Regions from separate parts of the Homo sapiens genome. Here region 2 is linked to region 1. The links are chromatin loops, found by intact Hi-C in ENCODE. Cell type or tissue: endothelial cell of umbilical vein. All regions are shown on one strand. Links, peaks and the distances in the headings refer to the core of each region. The heading gives the core; the rest is flanking DNA. Region 1 overlaps ABCA13 (ATP binding cassette subfamily A member 13). Region 2 holds the start of ABCA13 (ATP binding cassette subfamily A member 13).

The links. Peaks named below come from ENCODE experiments on the same cell type or tissue, not always from the same donor. Only the 100,000 strongest peaks of a DNase experiment are listed, where the experiment ranks them.
Region 2: it touches region 1 in a loop (7-fold over the local background); 4 of 110 quality-filtered maps call a loop at or near these places.

Annotation. Positions count from the first base shown.
Region 1 is chr7:48,245,317-48,255,407 of GRCh38, forward strand. ABCA13 (ATP binding cassette subfamily A member 13) reads left to right here. Exons shown (of 62, transcript NM_152701.5): 12 at 196-296; 13 at 547-714; 14 at 2,923-3,128; 15 at 3,896-4,035. Among named protein-coding and RNA genes, the nearest start is that of ABCA13, 79 kb to the left of the region's middle. RefSeq lists an enhancer at 1-684. In endothelial cell of umbilical vein, for the core only: no CTCF peak of the experiment used is centred there; a DNase peak (open chromatin) is centred at 5,415; H3K27ac peaks cover 2,006 bases.
Region 2 is chr7:48,170,096-48,180,186 of GRCh38, forward strand. It overlaps ABCA13 (ATP binding cassette subfamily A member 13), which reads left to right and starts at 1,363. Exons shown (of 62, transcript NM_152701.5): 1 at 1,363-1,457. The coding sequence starts at 1,389. RefSeq lists an enhancer at 7,995-8,496. In endothelial cell of umbilical vein, for the core only: no CTCF peak of the experiment used is centred there; a DNase peak (open chromatin) is centred at 4,056; H3K27ac peaks cover 1,675 bases.

The DNA.
Region 1 (10,091 bases), core at 890-8,889:
AGTCTTTGGAAAGGACAAAATGATATTACAATGACTCCTGTTTTCCTTTCTAAGGAAGAGAAGAAAATGTATAATAATAGGTCAAGTTTTTAAAAAATCCATGTTTTCAGGATCCAGTTTATTGATTCATGGCCATGTATAAAAGTCAAGCTTACTTACCTTAGGTGAATAATAATCAATTTGTCTACTTTGCAGAAGTCCTCATTTGCCTGGAGACATCAGCTAATGATTTTAAATGGTTTGAACTTAACCAATTGAAACTGGAAAAGGATGTGTTCTTTTGGGAGCTGAAACAGGTAAAGCACAACAAATAATTATAAATAAGCATTTTTAATAAAACATTCAAGAAGCTCATGCAATATTCAGTTTTGCTCCTTTTGTGAATTGTGCTAGCTAAAAAAGGGAACAATATGCAGGTTTTTCAAAACTTTATGTTGTGTTTAAAATGTTTATCATTGCTTATTATATTTGCAGTTCTTGAGCCCATGAAGAGGGTATCTAAGCCTCTTTAAATGTTACTCCTTCCCACTCTTATTAATCTTTTAGATGTTGGCGAAGAATGCTGTCTGCCCGAATGGTCGTTTCTCTGAGAAGGAGGTCTTTTTGCCGCCTGGAAACTCCAGCATATGGGGTGGTCTCCAGGGACTGTTGTGCTATTGTAACTCCTCTGAGACGAGTGTTTTAAACAAGCTACTTGGTTCAGTAGAGGATGCTGTAAGTATTCTACCATCTTAGCTCTTCTAAGGGCACAAATTTAAGATTAAATTCACCAAAGATGCTAATATTTAACCTGGAGTTTCGATGAGGAAAGTTTTGCCGTAAGCCCACACACTTAAAGGAAGCTGGCTCTCTGAACTCCAGCTGCCCTTCAATGCTGGCCTTTCTGTCTGACTGAAAGGTTGTATGCCACCCGCCTGGCCAAAACCTACTTGAAATTCCTCAAACTTTCAAAACATACCACTTCTTCTTTTCTGGCTTCCTGGATCCTTGATCTGCTTCATTCTTGGCTGCACATGCTAAGAAAAGCAGAGGAGTCTCTGGTGATTAGTCAATCCCAGCAAAACTGTGGCTTTGAGTGGTTACAAGCTTTAAAAGTCATATTCCTCTCATGTAACTGCCCAGGACAATGGGCTACCCCTGTTCAGCGCTCAAGTGGGACTGCAGAATGTTGAACGATTTGTTTGGAAAGATTATTTTGTCAAGTTCCAGCCCTATTCTTCTTACTGAGAATTAAAATTACAATATTTATATTTTTAGAGTTCATTTTTCTCTCTCAGTATTACCTTTTTTTTTTATATCCTTATATACCATGGAAATAAAACCAGTGAAATAATGAAACTAGTGAAATATAAATGGTGTCTCAGCAAAATGAAAATTGGGATAGTAATTGAATAGTGTGCATAATTCAATCACCGATTTCTTAGCATCTACTCTGTGCATGACAGTATGCTGAAGGGAGTACAAACATGAAGAAGACACTATCTTGGTAGAGAAGGGCAAACAACAGTGAGAGCCTTGGAGCTCAGCATCTAGGAGTCTTCCCAAATAAGTCAATGAGCCTTAGATGAGGTGTAAGATTTGGAAGCAAAGAGAAGTCAGGAGAGGATGCTAAGCAGGCAGAAAATTATATGTGAAGGGCTGGGCATAGTAGCTCATGCCTGTAGTCCCAGCACTTTGGGAGGTCTAGGTGGGCAGATCGTTTGAGCCCAGGAGTTTAAGACCAACCTGGGCAACATAGCTAAACCCCATCTCTACAAAAATGAAAACAAAAATTAGCCAGATGTGGTGGCACATGCCTGTAATACCAGCTACTCAGGAGGCTGAGGTGGGAGAATTGCTTGAGCCCAGCAGGTCAAGGCTGCAGTGAGCCATGATCACACCATTGCACTCCAGCCTGGGTGACAATGTGAGACCCTATTAAAAAAATAAAGAAAAGAAAATAAATAAGAAAAGTGTATGTGAATGCATGCAGGCACAAAAAACATTACCTGTTTGCAAATACCTTTCTTGCTACTAGATGTCAGCTCTTTCCTGGCAGAAATCCTATCTCAAATTTATTTTTATCTGTAAAGTCTAACTTGTAGTCTCATACGAAGCAGGGAACTATGTATTTATAGGTTACATATACTTGAGGTAGCCTTTTGGATGATGCCTACGATACGTATCACTAACAAATCACCCCAAAGCTCAGTGACCTAAAACAAAACACATTATTTTCTCGCTCTTCTGACTCTGGGTTGACCAGTCTCCGTGGGGTGGTTCTTCTGATGGTCTTACTGGGCATCATTCATGTAGTTGCAGTCAGATGGCCGTGAGGGCTGGAGTCTGGTTAGCTAGGATACTGAGACGAGGGCCTCTCATCCTCCTCTCAGACTCAAGATGTCTCTTCTCCAGGTAACCTCTCCATATGGCCTTTCAGCAGGGTAGCCAGACTTCTGACATGGCTATCCAGGGATCCCACACACAAGCAAAAACAGGCAAGGAGGGAGAGTAGGAGCTGCCAGTCCTCAGAGAAGGTAGAACTAGAACTGGCACAATTCACTTCAGCTGCATTCTATGGGTTTACGTGAGCCAGATCTCAGCCTAGAGGAATTGTGGAAGGTGGTACTGAGAGTGAGACTCTCAGGGGGTCTGGTTCACAGGCTACTTGTTGCAACTAGCTAACACAGATAGCTATGACACTGAGTCCCATCCTACTTTATTATTGGATTAAGTTTTATTTTTGGACTTATTAACCTGAACATGAGTAAAGATTCAAGTCTAGAACTATAACTTAGATAATTACCATGCCATAGGGCACGATCTTTGATGTACAGTTTGAGTGGACCCCTTGTTTAGTGATACAGGGTCAAGGCTGCGTCTCAAATACCCACATCTGAATTGCTTTATTTATTATAAGCAATATCTTCTTTTCTTGTTAAGGATCGTATTTTGCAAGAGGTCATTACTTGGCACAAAAATATGTCAGTTTTAATACCTGAAGAATATTTGGACTGGCAGGAACTTGAGATGCAGCTGTCAGAAGCAAGCCTTTCCTGTACTCGGCTCTTCCTGCTGCTGGGAGCTGATCCCTCTCCTGAGAATGATGTCTTTTCTAGTGACTGTAAGCACCAGCTTGTCTCCACAGTGTAAGTACATGTTTGGTGGGAAACTTATAAACAATTGGGACATCAGAATGATTTCAACTGCCCCTTCTACACAAATGATAGATCAATATGGTAGATTATATTTTGAATAGAAAGAGGTTCAATTTATTTTAAAAATATTAACCTACTGGTACTGTTGGAAAGCATCTAATAACTGTAAAATATGAAAGAGTTCCCTTAATGTTTAACCACTGACTTAATCTTTCATTAGAAATTGAGGATCCCTGGTAAGTCCAAGGTATGCATGTGATGGAAGTTCTTGTTAATTACTCAGAAATTGTGCACTAAGTACAAATGGGAAGCTTCTCTTGGGAGCTGTAACTCTACAGAAAATTCGCCTTGATTTTATTTTATGACTCTGTGAATTATATGTGTGATCAATTTCCATTTTCCTTGACTGCTAGGATGTTCTTCGTCAAATATGTCAAATAGGGAATATATATTTTCTTAATATTTAAGTTCACTTCCTGTTATGGCCTTTAATTTTCCTCTTTTTTTGTCCTTCTTGATTTATTGTCTTATATTTTATGTATTCTCATAAATTGCTTTTCCTTATTTTTCAAATCGAGGTAGAGGAGTTTGTAAACAAACTTAAAAAATTAGTAGAACTATTTGAAAGATTCTATTTCCTTACATAAGTGGACTGCCATGCATTTGCATATATTTGTTTTTAGAAAAATTTATAATGATCTGTCATCTGCAAGATCATTTTTAAATTTTAATTTTCTCTGGATTCTTTTTGATTGCAGGATATTTCATACACTTGAAAAAACACAATTTTTCCTGGAACAAGCATATTATTGGAAAGCCTTCAAAAAGTTTATCAGGAAGACTTGCGAAGTGGCCCAATATGTAAATATGCAAGAGAGTTTCCAGAACAGACTATTGGGTAAGTCAGTAGCCTAAACTACAGGAATGGGGGATGCTTTCCCCTTTTAGTGAGGTGACATAATTTCCTGAGAGTCCATCCTATTTAACAAAGCGGGGCTTAAAATGGGTGGCTCTCCAAGCACAATTTGGCATTGTGATTACTTCATATAATTTTTTCTCATCAATTATGACAAGACTTACCAGAAGTCCTGGTTTGACTGAGCTACATTGTTCCTGCAAAATTTATAATAGTGACTGCTTTTACTCTCAAGACTGTCCTGGTTTGGGTGATAAATACTTCTATATGCAGACTAGTCATGATCCTACTCACAAGAGTCCAGATTTTCTGTTGTGGCCCTTCTCACTTTACTTAGCATTAAGATTGATGCTCACACTGGGGACAACTCCCCATGAACCTATAGAAGAAAACACAAACTGTTTTTCTCTATACACACACTCAACACTTCCAACACTGCTGTGACCATATGTGTGGATTTGTTCCACAACAAGCAATTCTCCACTTCTCCATTGACACTAACTGGGTGTCCTACAATTCGATTCAATTCTCGCACTGTCTGCCTGGAATTAGCATCAGATCCTGCAGGTTAAGGGCTCAGTCCCACAAGATTGCCCCTACTTCAGACGCCAACCCCAAGTCCAGGCTTCCCTTCTCACTTCTGATCAATTGGGTATAAATCAGGATTCCCATGAACCCCTCGTTGTGTTCAGTAATTTGCTGGTACAAGTCACAGAATGCAGAAAAACAGCTTACTTCCTAGGTTACTGGTTTATTAAGCAGATATAATTTAGGAACAGTAGATGGAAGAAATGCATAGGGTGAGGTATGTGGGGGCATGGAGCTTCTATGCCCTCTCCAGGCCTATCACCCTCCCAGCACCTCCATGTCCTCATCAACCTATGAGCACTCTGAACACTGTCCTTTTGGGTTTTTATGGAAGTTTCCTTATGTAGGCATGATATATTAAATCACTGGACATTAGTGATTGACTCAACTTCCATCCCTCTCTCCCCTACCTAGAGGTTAGAAGGCAGGTAAGGGAATGGGAGGAGGGAGAACCTGAAAGTTCCAACCTTCTAATTACAGGGTTGGTTCCCCTGACAATCAGCCCCCATTCTGGGGCTATCCAGCGCCTCTAGTCACCAGTCATTCATTAGCCTACAAAAAGACACCACTTCCTACATTCCAAGGGTCTTAGCAGCTATGTGCCTGTCAGGAAACAATGGCCTAGACCAAATATATATGTATGTTTTTATTATGTTAATGGCTCACCTCTTTCCTTATCAGCTTCATAAAACCAAAAATTCCCTAAAATATAAATATTACAAACTCATAACTGTATGATTCACAGGGAGTCCTCCTGTTCCCCAGAGATCTACTTTTTGGAAAGATGCCAGCATGTAAAACTTGCACTTCTGACCTCTGCTTTTTTACTCTAGAGCTGGTTGTCTATTTCCATCTCTCCTTGGGAATTATCTTCTGCCCTGGTTTTCCAGCATGCCATGACACTGCTCCATCACAGTGGGGTTATCAGCTTCTCCTTAGAAAGCCTGCATCTTGGACGTCAGGGACTTGGACAGGAAATGGGAGTTTCTCATTCCTTTTCTGTGGCTATTACGACCTTGCCTTTTCTTATTTCATGCTGTTTTTTAAACTGCTACTTTTAGAGGCTGCCAGAGATACTCCCTCTGTAGCTCTCAGTATCAAATCCACATATGGTAAGATGGGCCTTTGCATTTTCTACAGATTACACTATAAAACTCTTCTGTATAGCAGCAGTATTGGGTTGATGGTAACTTCTCCAATGAGTTGGCCATGTTCTTCTGGGTTGAGTACTCATCCTACACTTTAACTTTCTCCTATACTACCTGTCCTCATTATCACTTATTATTGCCCACTTTTGACTCTTTTCAGAAACAGGCTACAGAGAGTGATATGCAATAGTGGCAACAGGCTTGTGGTTCAGAAGTCTCAATGATACTGATAATTGCAAATATTTATTGTGCTTTCTATGATTATCTTGTTTAATCCTCATTCAACCTGTGAGATAGGTACCATTATGATTTCATTTTCAGATGAGAAAATTGAGGCTCAGAAAGATTTTATTCCTAGCATAGGTCTCAAAAGTATTAAGCATCAAAGTCAAGAATGCAAATCCAGGAAGTCTCACTCTGGATCCTGTAAGCTTAACCACTCTACTTTCTTTGGACAGACCCTTGCTGGGGGCTGATCTCTGTGAAAAGGCTTGCACTGTCACAGAAATATAACTAGTCTTATTAAGAAACGGAATTTAAAAAAAATATTTTTACTAAATATGTATATTATTTTATTAATTTATTTTTTATCTTTATTATTTTCTTTCTTCTAGTAAATTTAGTGTGATTGTTGTTCTTTTTCTTGTTCTTGACTTTCAGATTTTCTTATTTTCTAATAGGTACTTTTAAGACAATAAATTTTCCTCTATGCCGAGCTCTAGGTATATTTCACACATTTTAATATGTCATTCAACTGCCTTCTGGCATGTAAGAGAAGTCAGTTGGTAATCTTATAAAAGCTCCATTGTATGTTATGAGTCATTTTTCTTTTGCTGCTTTTAAGATTCTCACTTTGTCTTTGACTTTCAATAGTTTCATTATGAGGTGGCTTCGTATGGGTCTCTTTGGGTTTATGCTACTTGAAGTTTTTTAACTTCTTGCATTTGTATATCCATTTAGTTTTCAAATGTGGGGTGTTTTCAGCCGTTAATTCTTTAAATACACTCTCTGCCCCTTTCTCTTTTTCTCGTCTTCTGCATGTGTACATTGGTTGGCTTGATGGTGTCTCATAAGTTCCTTGGGCTGTGTTCATTTTTTTTTCTTTGCTCCTCTGATTTGATTGTTTCACATGGCCCATCTTTAAGTTTGTGGGTTCTTTCTTTTGCCTGAATTTCTAAATTCAGTTATTCTATTTTTTAGCTCCAGAATTTCTGTCGGGTTCTTTGTAAATACAGCCATGCATCACTTAATAATGTGGATGCGTTCTGAGAAATGCATTGTTAGGCAATTTTTCCATTGTTCAAACATCATAGAGTATATTTACACAAACCTAGATGGTATAGCTTACTACATACCTGGAGTATACGGTTAGCCTATTGTTCCTAGGCCACAAACATATACAGGTTATTCTACTGAATACTGTAGGCAATTGTAACATGATAGTAAGTATTTGTGTATTTAAGCCTATATAACAGAAAGGTAAGGTAAAAATATACGATTATAATCTTACGGGACCAAGCATCATTATGTGGTATATGACTGTAATCTCTCTCTCTTTGCTAATATTCCACTTTGTTTATAAACCATTTTCTAGATTTAGTTTTGTGTTTTTCACTGTGTTTTCTTTGAGTTCATTGGCCATATTTAAGGTAGTTGTTTTAATTTATTTATCAAGTAAGTCAGAGGCCTGCATTTCTTTAGCGGACAATCTCTGGAGATTTATCTGGTTCCTTTGAATCATTCATGTTACTCTGTTTTATTTTGGTATGTCTTGATACGTTCTCTTGAGATTTGGACACTTGAAAAAAATTTCCACTTCCCCCAGCTTTTGTAGCATGGCTTTGTGCAGGGGAAGACCTTCATTGCCCAAAATGTTTTAAAGGCTCAGGGTCTTTTAAATCTTTTCTGAAGATGTGTATTCCCTAAGCCTAAGTGTGTGTTTTTATTCCACTTCCCTGCATACATACTATCTGCTTTAAAATGTATTATTCAGTCTCCTGGTTCATCTCAAAAGCCTTGGATGTTTATTGTATTCCTATGTCCATAATTGATTACTCCTAGCCGCCTGCAGGTCTGCAGACTCCCTGCAGCTCTAACATGCCACAGTGACTGACTGCTGCTTTCAGTGGCCTCCAACCTGGCATCCAAACTATGCCACTTTTCTCATCTGTGCTCTACATCAGGCAAGACAGAAACCAGTCACTTCGGCAGCCCCTAGGCAAGCCAAATATTGCCAGCAAGTTCTATTTTTTCCCTTGTATACTGAGGGAGGAACTTGAAATTGATACACATCTTCCTGACAGTGGCATATTGTGCCATGAAGGGGATGAAGAGTGAATGAGAAAAATGTCACAAAATTTCACAATGAGTGTGACATTTTCTTGCATTATTAGGGATTTACCTGGTTGTTGCATCTTCTTAACTGATTTCTAGTGCAATGGTGCAATCTCACCTCACTGCAACCTTTGCTTCCAGGCTCAAGTGATTCTCCTGACTTTGCCTCCCAAGTAGCTGGGACTACAGGTGAATGCCACAGCACCTGGCTAATTTGTATTTCTTGCACAAGTGGGGTTTCGCCATGTTGCCCAGGCTGGTCCCAAACTCCTCAGCTCAAGTGATCCACCTGCCTCAGCTTCCCAGAGTGCTGGGATTACAGGCATGAGCTACAACACCTGGAATGTTTCTTCATATTTATCCATCTTGAGGACTTAAGATGTGTGGACTTATATATTTATTGTCTTTGAACAATTCCATATTACTATTTCTTTAAATATTTCTTTTACCTCAATTTCTTTTTTTTTCTTATTAGGACTGTACTTACGTGTGTGTGTGTCTGTGTGTGTGTTCGTGTGTGTGTCCCAAATGTTTCTTCTTTTTTCTATATTGTTCCTCCTGTTTTCTTTAGTCTCTATGCCTCAGTCTGGGTGGTTTTTCTCTGATTTATTTTCTAGTTAAGAAATTCTTTCTGCAGAATGTGTTTAATTAAGCTTACTCCTTTAATTCTTAATTTCAGTTATATGTTCTAGAATTTTCATTTTATTTTATAGGTTTTACTAAATATTTTCTGCCTGATAACTTCAATAATTTTATTTTCTGGGTGTCAGTATCTATTGTATGCTTTTCCTATTTTTTTCCCCAATTCCTATTGTTTTTTTATACAACTTTTTTTCTTTTAAGAGGTAGAGTCTCACTCTATTGCCCAGGGTGGAATGCAGTGGTACAACCATAGCTCACTGTAGCCTCGAATTATGAGGCTCAAGTGATCCTTTTGTCTCAGTCTCCCAAGTAGCTATGACAACAGGCTTATACCACCATTTGCAGCTAATTTTTTTATTTTATTTTTTTGTTAAGATAGGGTCTTGCTATATTGCCCAGGCTAATCTTGAACTCCTGGGCTTAAGAGATTCTCCTGCCTTGGACACCCAAAGCACTCTACATAAATCTTTTTATTAAATGCATTTCAGACATTATATGTAGAGATAATGCGACACTCTGCATGATTTTTTTTTCCTCCAGAGGTGCTTTAGTTTTGTTTCTGGCAGGCAGTGAGAGTGGAGGCATATCGCTTTAATTCAGTCAGGAATTAAACTATTTTTGAGCATGCTATGAAACTTTGTGAGAGCTCAATTGTTTCTTGTCTTCTTTTACTACTGGGGTGTAGCCTTCTGGGGGTATCAAGCTAAATTTGTGGTGTTTACTAAAGGCAATTTTTCCTCAGCTGTCTGTGAATTTCAGTTTCTTTCCTAGTCTTGTGAGGCTTTTGAAAGTTCTTATTTTCGTAGCCTCTCTTCCCTCATTTTTGTTTTGGAAACAACAGTTGCCCACAGTGGAAAAGTAGCTTCAAATGTTGGACTTCATCTCTCCTGTCTTCCCTATTCTGTAATGTTGGCACACAAATTCCCAGTGCCTCAGTAGCTCTCTGATGCCTTAAAAATCATTAAAAATATTGTTCTCACTTTTCTGGATGTTTGTAGTGGAAGGGTTGGACTACAACAATCTAGTTTGCTACATACAGAAATTTTTTTCCAATTTAGAATTCAAAGCTGTCATGTCACTAACCTCTGAGTGAGAAAGGCTGTGCCTGTGACTCAGTAGTTCAGCCTTGAGAAGCTTTCTCAGCATGAGTAGTGTTGTGGTAAAGAGCTTGAATGCTGACGTCAGACTAATTAGTTTCTAATCTTGGCTTTGCAACAGATTAGCCATGTGATTTGGTGGCAAATTGCTTCAGTTTCCTTATCTATAAATAAGTTTCATAATATTAAAGGAATTAATACTTAAGACAGTATGTGATGATCCCATCAC
Region 2 (10,091 bases), core at 738-8,737, 75 kb before region 1:
ATAATCAATCAATCAATCGATCAATGAATCACCCATTGGTTCTGTTTATCTGAAAATCCTAACACAGCATTGTTCCATGAAAGCAATGGATGAGATAATTTTTGTGTCTCTGACATAATTCTGGCATAGCAGCATAAAAACTGGCTGCTATGAACATAACATGAGAAAAACCTTATGGTTGGAGGCTTTTTCTTATACTAGATTTTTAAAAATTATGACAATTACTTGTAAGGTGTTCTAGATGTTATCTGCAAAGAGAACCAGAGTAGCAATACTTAGGCAACCCCAAAGACCTTTGAGAAGTCACAGGTCAAGGGGGAACATCATATGGGGATCAGGCAAATCCACTTATGGTTGCTGGGCGCCATCCTGCTAAGTAATGGCCTTCACTCTAGTGCTGCCAGCCATGTAACAAAAAATAAAATAAAATAGGCATGCTCTAAACAAATAAGTTTACAAAATAATTGAGTCAGTTTCTTTGCTGAAGCCTGTGTTCCCTGTTTCCTATTGCAAAAGCCATTTATCAAGCATTCACAGCTTGTGAAAATTGCTTTATGAAATAGAAGACCACAAGACTGGGTTGCCTGAAATCCTTCTGACCACAACTGGGGGCAACAGGAACTCAAGAGGGCCTGGCTTCCAAGACGATGGAGCCACCAGCTGGCAAGCTGAATCCATCATGCCACTTAGAAAGTGCAAGTGTTCAGGAATCAAACAGGACTCAGAGGTAATCCACAGGCCACTTGCTGAGTCCTGCCACATCTGCACCCGATACCATTTGAAACGTAGATCCTGATCCCTTTGGAGGAAATGGGTGAAGGAGAAGTATGAAGTGCAGGTGCAGTAGCAGAGTGGAACTTGAGTCACCCATTCCCCAAACTCCCCCAGACACCAACACTGCTTCCATCTCCTTCCCTTCAAACTCTCTGCCATGGGACCACCAAAATTGAAATATTTTGGCAAATTTGTGTAATAACCAATGCTTCAGAAGAAAAAAGGAAAATTCCATCTAATTAATATCCAGAAAAAAAGGGAGGTAAATGGTAAATGTGGGCATTACTTCTTGTCGCACAGATCAGTTCTGTGGGTTCTCGGAAAGGGAGGGCACCCTCTCTGTGTATGTGTGTATGCCCGAGAAAGTCCCTGAAGGCAGCTTTCTGTAATTCAACCCTCCTGAAACACTGAACAGCTAGTGAAAAGATTTCTCAGCAGATGCCGAACAAGAGGGGACATCTGATGCCTGTTTTATTCAGTCACCAGTAATCTCTCTTGCATCACTCACTTTTGTTAGAATTGACTAATAGGCAACATGCCTTCACTTGAGCCCAGCAGATATAAGCACCATCCTTACAGGCTGGCTTCCTGACTGAGAGCAGGGAGCAGCAGGCATGGGGCATGCCGGGTGCCAGTTCAAAGCCCTGCTGTGGAAGAATTGGCTCTGCAGACTCAGGAACCCGGTGAGTGCTTGCCTTGGTTTTCCATAGGGTTCCAGTGAGGTCTGGAGCAAGATCAGGGTCTATTCTTTCCTGCCTGCCTCTGCCTCCTGGCAGGTAAAAACACTCATGCTGCAGGGAATTTGGGGAGGTTGGATTATTTTAAATCAAAACCCGTCCCAAGGGCCAAAGTAGCTGAACACTTTAATGACCAGGATGAAATCAAGGCTGAAGAATTTATCAGAAAAGGGCAAATTTAGAAAAATTCTAAAAACAAACAAACAAAAAAGCAGGTGGAATTGAACTATAATTTGTGTTCTAAGCATTCGTTGTAAAAACTGAACAGTGAATTCTCAGGTTTAAGGAACAAAGCATTTGCTGCATTTAATGCATAAGCAGAATGCTACAGGTACTGACTCCGAAGCACAAGACTGCACAGTGTGCCTCACCAGAGCAGGGTATGACACATCCACTCTGTTATTCTGTAGGGTCACCATCTTTAGTGTTAATTCACATCTATTTAGAACTGTATTCAAATTACATTAGCAAGGTTTTCCTAAGGAGATTGGAATTGTTCAAATGAAACTTGTGTGAATACTTATGCAAATATCCTGTAAGTGTACGTTTTTGTGAAATAGAAATCAATTGCTTGTTATTATGACTAACTTTATTCCTGATGCCACTATATAAACATTAATACCTATAAATGTCATTTTCAGGAGAAGTAGATGTGCAGTAATTTACCTGCATCGTTTCTGATTTTAAGGTCTACAGTTAACCTATGGGAATTTTCTGCTGACAAATGCTTTGGTTTGAAGAGATTCAGTAATTGACATTGAATTACATTTTGCTGAATCCTCCGAGCCAGAATATTCTATCTCTCTGTCTTGAAATAAAATACAAGTTAAAGGAGATGTTTTCTTTTTTATGTGATCTTTAGGATCAAAATAATTTCAGTTGAAAGTTTGTACAAAAGTTTTAAGTTGGCCGGGCGCGGTGGCTCACGCCTGTAATCCCAGCACTTTGGGAGGCCGAGGCGGGCGGATCACGAGGTCAGGAGATCGAGACCATCCTGGCTAACACAGTGAAACCCCGTCTCTACTAAAAAAACACAAAAAAATTAGCCGGGTGTGGTGGCGGACGTCTGTAGTCCCAGCTACGCGGGAGGCTGAGGCAGGAGAATGGCGTGAACCCGGGAGGCGGAGCTTGCAGTGAGCCGAGATCGCGCCACTGCACTCCAGCCTGGGCGACAGAGCGAGACTCCGTCTCAAAAAAAAAAAAAAAAAAAAAAAAAAAAAAAAAAAAAAGTTTTAAGTTCAGGAATAAAGGAGTGAGACAGTCTTCATTGATTGTTAGTGTGTTCGTGTCTGTGTAGGTAGTTTTACATTTATAAACAGTGTATTTCATTGACATGTAAGTTTGTTTTAGGGAATTAGCCTATTTTCCCATGAAAGAGTGTTATGGGTGGAAGTTGGTTCCCAGGCACTGCTCTTTCTGCTTTATGCATATCTACCTCAAAACAGTTCAGTGACCGAGGTAGCCAGACTGCCTACTCCTCCTTAATGGATACTTGAGTTTTAAAAAATTTTCACAATTACTTTTGCTGCTAAGGCAAACATCCTCATCAGAAGGTTTTATTTGTTTGATAACTGTTTATTTAAAGTGGTAACTCCTGCATCCCACTTTTCTTTGACTTATTTTTCTTTAGTATTTATCATCTTGTAACACACCACAGATTTTCTTATTTGCCGATTGCCTCTGGATCCTACATTAGTATGTTACATGCATGAGAGCAGGACATTTTCCCCAATTGGTTCATCAATGTATTCTCCAGCACCCAGAACAGTGCCTGGCACACAATGGATGTTCAGTAAATATTTGTTGAATAAGTAAAAGAAGGAAGGAATAAAGCATTTATGCATCTCTGTTATGTGCCAGATAGTGGGTGAACAAGAAAAGTGAGTTCCTGGCCCACAAAGAGCTATAGTCTGTTCACAGAAAAGCAATGAAAAATGCAATTAAATATTTAATGAAACCACCTCTTGGGATATATCCTATAGATGTCCCTGCACAAATGGGAAGTGATATTTGTACAAGGTTGTTCATTATAGCAATGCCTAGAATAGCAACAGAGTAGAAACAACACAAGTGGTTCCATGCATAGAATTTGGAGCTGCCTGACTGGGTTCACATCCCAGCTCTGTCACTTACTAGTTTACTTTTTCAGGCAATTTCTTAACTTAGTTTTCTTCTCTGTAAAATGAAATTGTTTGTAAGTATTAAATGAGTTTGTACATGTAATGTGCTTGCAACAGTACCTGGTATAGGAGTGGGAGCTGTTTTCTTATTTGGTAGAAATGGGTGGCCTCAGACATCTGTGGACATGAACCGTGGGCTGTGAGGAGAGGAGGCACAGGGTAACTCTCAGTTCATGGCTTGCACAGTTGGGTTAGAACAGAACTCCAGGGGGATAAAATGTGAATATGTTTACATATCTTAATGTTATTACAGTGGAAATATTGAGGGCAGGCCCCTCTGGGTGAATGTCTTTAAACTGACCTATTTTTCACAGCATTCTCCCATTCTCCAATGATAATCTGTAGATTCTTTGTTTTTGAACTATGAAAGTGAGGTGTTGGCATGAACTGTGGAATAACCAAACTGCCTGAGTGAATAAATGGCCTCAAATACATGTTTATTTAGTGAGTAAAGCCAGGAACTATTTGTTGTAGGAAGGAAGCTTGTCTGTTTTTACATTTACTGTTTTTTTTAGCTTTTTTTTTAAATTGATGCATAATAGATGTACATAGTGTCAGCATACATGTGATAATTTAGTAATTTGTATCATTCATAAAGAGCAAATCAGTATATGCTTTTACATTTACTTTTAAAAAATCTTTCATATATTTCATGATTATAGTTTCTTCAAAAAACATCTTATTATAGATTCAAACAAAAATTTAAAAAAATAGAATAATGGATAAATAGTACCCATCATACTTATCTTAATACCTAACTCTATAGATTGTTAAAATTCTACTATTCTTGGAAAAAGTAGTTTCTTACCATTATTTTAATACCATTTATTTTTTCCTCTTGATTTTTATTTATTGTAAAAACAGTACTAAAACAAAAGATAAACATTTTAAAGTCATCTAAAATTTTATTATCCTAATTAACTTTTGTGGTCTTTTCTTATCCTTAGGCATACATAATGAAATATTTTTACGTAATTAAAGTCATAGCTTTTTTCCCACTTTATATTGAAGCCTAACATTTTAAAAGTTACTGTATGGTCTTCTTATTTAATGGTTTTATTGAATAACAGTTCATCAGTTGTATACACATAATTATTTGACCATTTCCTTATGTTGAGGATTAAGGTTCTTTCCAGCTCTTATTGTTATGAATAACATCATTATGCATGAAGGACACACCTTCTCCTGGATCATTTCTCTTGAATAAGTTTCCTGGAGAAGTTTCTGGGTCAAGGTAAGGAAACATTGCTTTTGGGCAGGTGGAGATCAGTTGACAATGTCTCACGGGTGACCCCATGGATAGTTCCAGTGCAATGCCATCAACATTGGCAAATATTCAGTGGCTTTGAGCCATGCTTTTCCACATGAATTTCTATTAATTTCTACATTTTATTCTAACTGTAAATCAGTCTAATTAATTACTTATTTTATTTTTATTTCTTTTAATTTTAATTTTTTTAAATTGACAGATAATAATTGCACATATTCATAGGGTACATAGTGATGTTTCAATACAAATAATGTATGGTGATCAGATCAGGGTAATGAGTATAACTGTTATGTCAAATGTTTATTATTTCTTTGTGTTGGGGACATTCAATATTCTCCTTGTAGCAATTTGAAGCTATATGATATATTATTATTATTATTTCATATGGAGTTTTGCTCATGTCACCCAGGCTGGAGTGCAATGGTGTGATCTCGGCTCACTGCAACCTCTGCCTCCTGGGTTCAAGCGATTCTCCTGCCTCAGCATCCTGAATAGCTGGGATTACAGGCGAGTGCCACCATGCCCAGCAAATTTTTGTATTTTTAGTAGAGATGGAGTTTCACCATGTTGGCCAGGCTTGCCTAGAACTCCTGACCTCAGGGGAGCCACCCGCCTTGGCCTCCCCAAGTGGTGGGATTACAGGCGTGAGCCACTGCGGTGGACCTATGTGATATATCATTGTTATTATATAGTCATCCTATAGTCATATAGAGCACTGGAACTCATTCCTCCTATCTAGCTGTAATTTTGTATCCTTTAATAAATCTATCCCTATTCTCTCCCTCTCCCTACCTTCACCAGCTACTTCTTATTTTAAAGAATTAATAACAACAACAACAACAACAACAACAACAAGAAAATCATGTAAGCCAACTGTAAGCTCCTTGGATAGCTCTTAGTTTTGCAGTCTGTTTGGGTTCTCCCATGTTTTAATATTGAACAGAGCAGCTGAGCCTGTAGCCTGTGTACTGTGGATGGTACACTTCCCCTAATCTATCCTTCAAATCATGGAGCAGTGACCATTCACAGGGTGGTTGTTGTCTCCAGGATCCTACATCTGTTGACACCTTGGATCTCTGTTCTGAATCTTGCCTCCTGTGACTGCTACTCAGTCCTTTCCTTCCCCGCCCAACTGGACAGGACTCTGATCCCTTACTCCATTAATGAAAGCTGATATCCTGTAAGTGATACCAGCTTTTTGGGTTGAGCTGGCCAATTTTACTGAAGACTTGGGCTAGTGGAGGAGGGTTGAAGCATAGTTTAATACGAGGACATCAATGTTTTAAAAAACTCATGGTTCTCTCCCAACCATGGGCTGGAAGAGGATAATGGAAACAACAAAACTACACTGGCCACAGTTTTACTAGGAACATCCTTCTGCCCATGGAAACCACATCCCAGAACCCAGCGACAGATATCCAGATGTCTACCATACATAAAGCACCGCATTCTTGATTTAAAAGGCCACAGTGATAAAATGCATACTTTCTTTTAGTCATGAATAAGAATTATGGTGTTATGCCAGGGCTCATCCTCTGACCTGGCTTGTTGGGGAATAGGGAGAAGCCTATTAGACTGTCTGAGTTCAAATGCCATCCCTCCACCAGCATTAGAAAGACCTGAGTCAGCTCACCCAAACCCAGGCTGAATCCCTGCTGGGCTCTGCCTCTGCCTATCTACCTCCTAGAGATCTACCCTGGGGCTAGGTAGGGAGCTTTCCAAGATAACTACCTTGGAAATCACTTTTTTTCCTTTAAGATGTAAAGAAACATATTCTTAAGTTTCAACTACTTTCTTTTAAGATGTAAAGAAACATGTTCTCAAGTTTCAACTACTTCAAACCTCAGAGCTTTTGTGTGTATATGTGTGTGTGTTTCTTTTCTAAAACAAAATAATCTCATTTCTTTGAGATTTTTGTCTGTTACTGTTGTTTATTTTGTCTATTACTGAAATCAGGTGCTAAAAACTGAACTTGGTGTTACAAAGAATAATTTTATTTTGCAAACACTAATCCTGCTAGCTACAATTTCTGTATTTTTCTGAAATTGAAAAAAAATTTACAGATATCAAGCCTCAGAAGTAAAGTATGTCTTATTTCTTTTGGACATTGTTTTAGAGGTTGGATTTTTGCTGGTTTTGCATAGTTACATGTTATAGCTCATCAACTATTTGTTGTCAAATTTGCTGTAAGGATTTACTAAGGGAATCAGCAGATGCCAGAAGGTAAAAGGTGAGGTGCCTGATCTCTCTCATAGTCAGGTTGGAAAAAGTCTTGAACTAACTACTCTTGAACTGCTCCTATGGCTAGAGGTCCTTGGGGTCAGGGCATCCTCACTGGCTGCGGGTCAGTAGTGGGGCTGGGGTGCTGCTGAGCAGCCACCTGCGAGCCAGTGCACTTTCTGCTCCACTTCTCAGCAGCGGCCCACACCCAGGGGCGCTCCATACACAAACCCGCTCAGCTGCAGACTCCAGCACTGCGGGACAAGATTGGCAGTGAGAGGCGAGAGGGTTCTCAGGTGGTGTAGGAGCCCTTGAACTATTCTCGTTTCCAGCACTTACACGGAGGTGACACATTTCTTGCGATTAGGCCACACGGATGACTGACATGATGGCTTCTCCCTCTCTGGCTGCAGTCATACAGTAGTGCAGGTGAGATGGAACTCCTGATAACTCGAAGCTCCCACCAAGGGCTCTTTAATAAAATGTAGAGTAATTCAACTTCTGTTTGGCTAGATGAGAAGATAAAGTTGATAATCTTCCTACTTGTCATTAAATCGGGAGCCTGTGGGATCTTGGGGCTTGGCCTGGGCTTCCCTGGCCTTCAGGACTCGCCTTAGGCTGAACCCTGGGAGGAAACTGCCTCAGCCACTGCCAGGCCACTGAGGGCCATTTGAGTGTGTCTCAGGTTTGCTAAGAGCAGTGATCTAGGAAAAGCAGTTCAGAAACCGAATTAATAAAAGCAAACCTCCCTTTGTATTTTTTTTAGCATGGGCTGGCCTCTGCTAAGCTGTTTGGGGTTGGTTGGTTTTTCCTAATTCACAATCATGGTATCAGCAGTGCCTTTTCTTTAATTTCAATTGATCTGAATTTGCTTCTAAACCTTTAATTTTAGCTTTATTTTCCTCCTACACCCTCTCTCAAAGCACTAGTGATTAAATAGACAACCAAATATATATTAAAAAAACAATTTTGAAGGGCAGTGAGGGAAATGCTTTGAAGGGCAGTGAGGGAACACTTGCAGTGAAAGCATCTCAGTGTTTCTTTAAGAGTCTGGCTGTGCGGTGAGCATCTCTTTTGTCCTGCATCATTGCCTGAGTTTAAGAATGTGAGAATAGTGGCCGGGCATGGTGGCTCACACCTGTAATCCCAGCACTTTGGGAAGCCGAGGAGGGCGGATCACCTGAAGTCAGGAGTTTGAGACCAGCTTGGCCAACATGGTGAAACCCCATCTCTACTAAAAATACAAAAAATAGCCTGGCATGGTGGCATGTGCCTGTAATCCCAGCTACCGAGGAGGCTAAGGCAGGAGAATCACTTGAATCTAGGAGGCAGAGGCTGCAGTGAGCCGAGCTCGCACCATTGCACTCCAGCCTGGGTGAAGAGCGAGACTCTATCTCAAAAAAATAAAAAAAAGTAAAATAAAATAAAATAAAATAAAATGAAAAAAAAAAGAATGTGAGATTATCCAGTCTTCTAAAGGTATGGAAAACTGACTGGATTTCAAAGACAAGCCATCCAGTTTCTCATTTACCAATTCGACTGTCAGGCTGAAAAGAGAAAATAATTCTCTCTAGGTTGCTCTTTTGCTGAAATTGTTACCAGCATATTGCAGAGAAAATTACAAGATCATCAAAAAGCTAGGTCTGGGAGATTTTATTTAGGATGGTGGATTTACGTGGCTTCTGTGCAAAACAAAAACTAATAATAATAATAATAATAATAATAATAATAATAATAATAATAATAAAAACAAAGACTTACTTTCCCAAGAGGCTTTTCCTTCTTACTTGTGAATGCAGGTCTCCTTGGGAAGCCTAGAGTTCCCTGGTAGAGTTATTTACTTTGGCCCAGATAGGCCTGGGTTTTTCAATTACAGGAAAGGTTTTAAAAACAACAAACAACAACAAAACAGTCACAGTAACAATAATGTGAGAGACCAGAGGCAAAGGCAGCCTCAAGTGTTATTTTTATGAGATTGTATTGGAGGCCGCGGCTATTTATTGGGGAACTGGTCCTCGTGAAAAGCACATTTCTTTTTTCGATTTGGAACTCTGGGGGGCTCCTTTCAAGGAAACCTTACCCGAGGTCAGCTCTTCGTGAGTGTCCTCTCCTCTCTCTGCTTCATTCCTGTCGGGGATGTTTTCCTCCCCCACTGCCTGCTGTCAGCTAAGCCAGAGAGTTCCCCTGAGGGGTAGTACCTCTGCCTGGTCCTACCCGATTCCTGGGCTGTCCCGGCCAGACAGCACCTGTCATCCTCCAGGTTTGAAGTTGGAGCTCCTGGGAGAATTGTACCTGTGTGTTCTTGTGCCCACCTACTTGGAAAATAACCATTCTTTAGGGATGAGAGGGAAGCAGCCAGGAGGCACGGTGCTCTGTCCCGGAGCCACAGAATGATGTCAGCTCATTCAGAATGATGTCAGAATGATGAGTGTCAGCTCACAGGGCCTGCTACGAAAGATCCCAAATGGAAGCTAAAATAGTGCTGTGCTGTGATCCCGGCAGGTCCTGAGAGCACACTCTCTCCTTCTTCATTTTGTCACATCAGCGGAGCCAGATGGTGTCAGAGTATGCTCTTTCTCTCTGCCAACAATCATCATGCACCTGAGCCCAGGACATCAGTCCTATTTCCCACACTCCTGCGTGACAGAACTTCTTACTCCCATTTCACAGCTACAGAAAATGAGCCAGGAAGGGTGGGTAACTCGCACAGGCCCATTTGAGGGAAGCAGCAGAGCTAGGCTGAGACTCGATTTTATCTGATGCCTGAGCCTATGGCACTCCTGGACAGGTTCCTGGAGTAAACAACACCAATACAGCACTCTGAATTTATCTGATGAAGACTGGTGTGGGTGAACTAGGAACAAATGCCACCAAACTATAAGAATTAGGAAACACTTTTGCACATGCTAG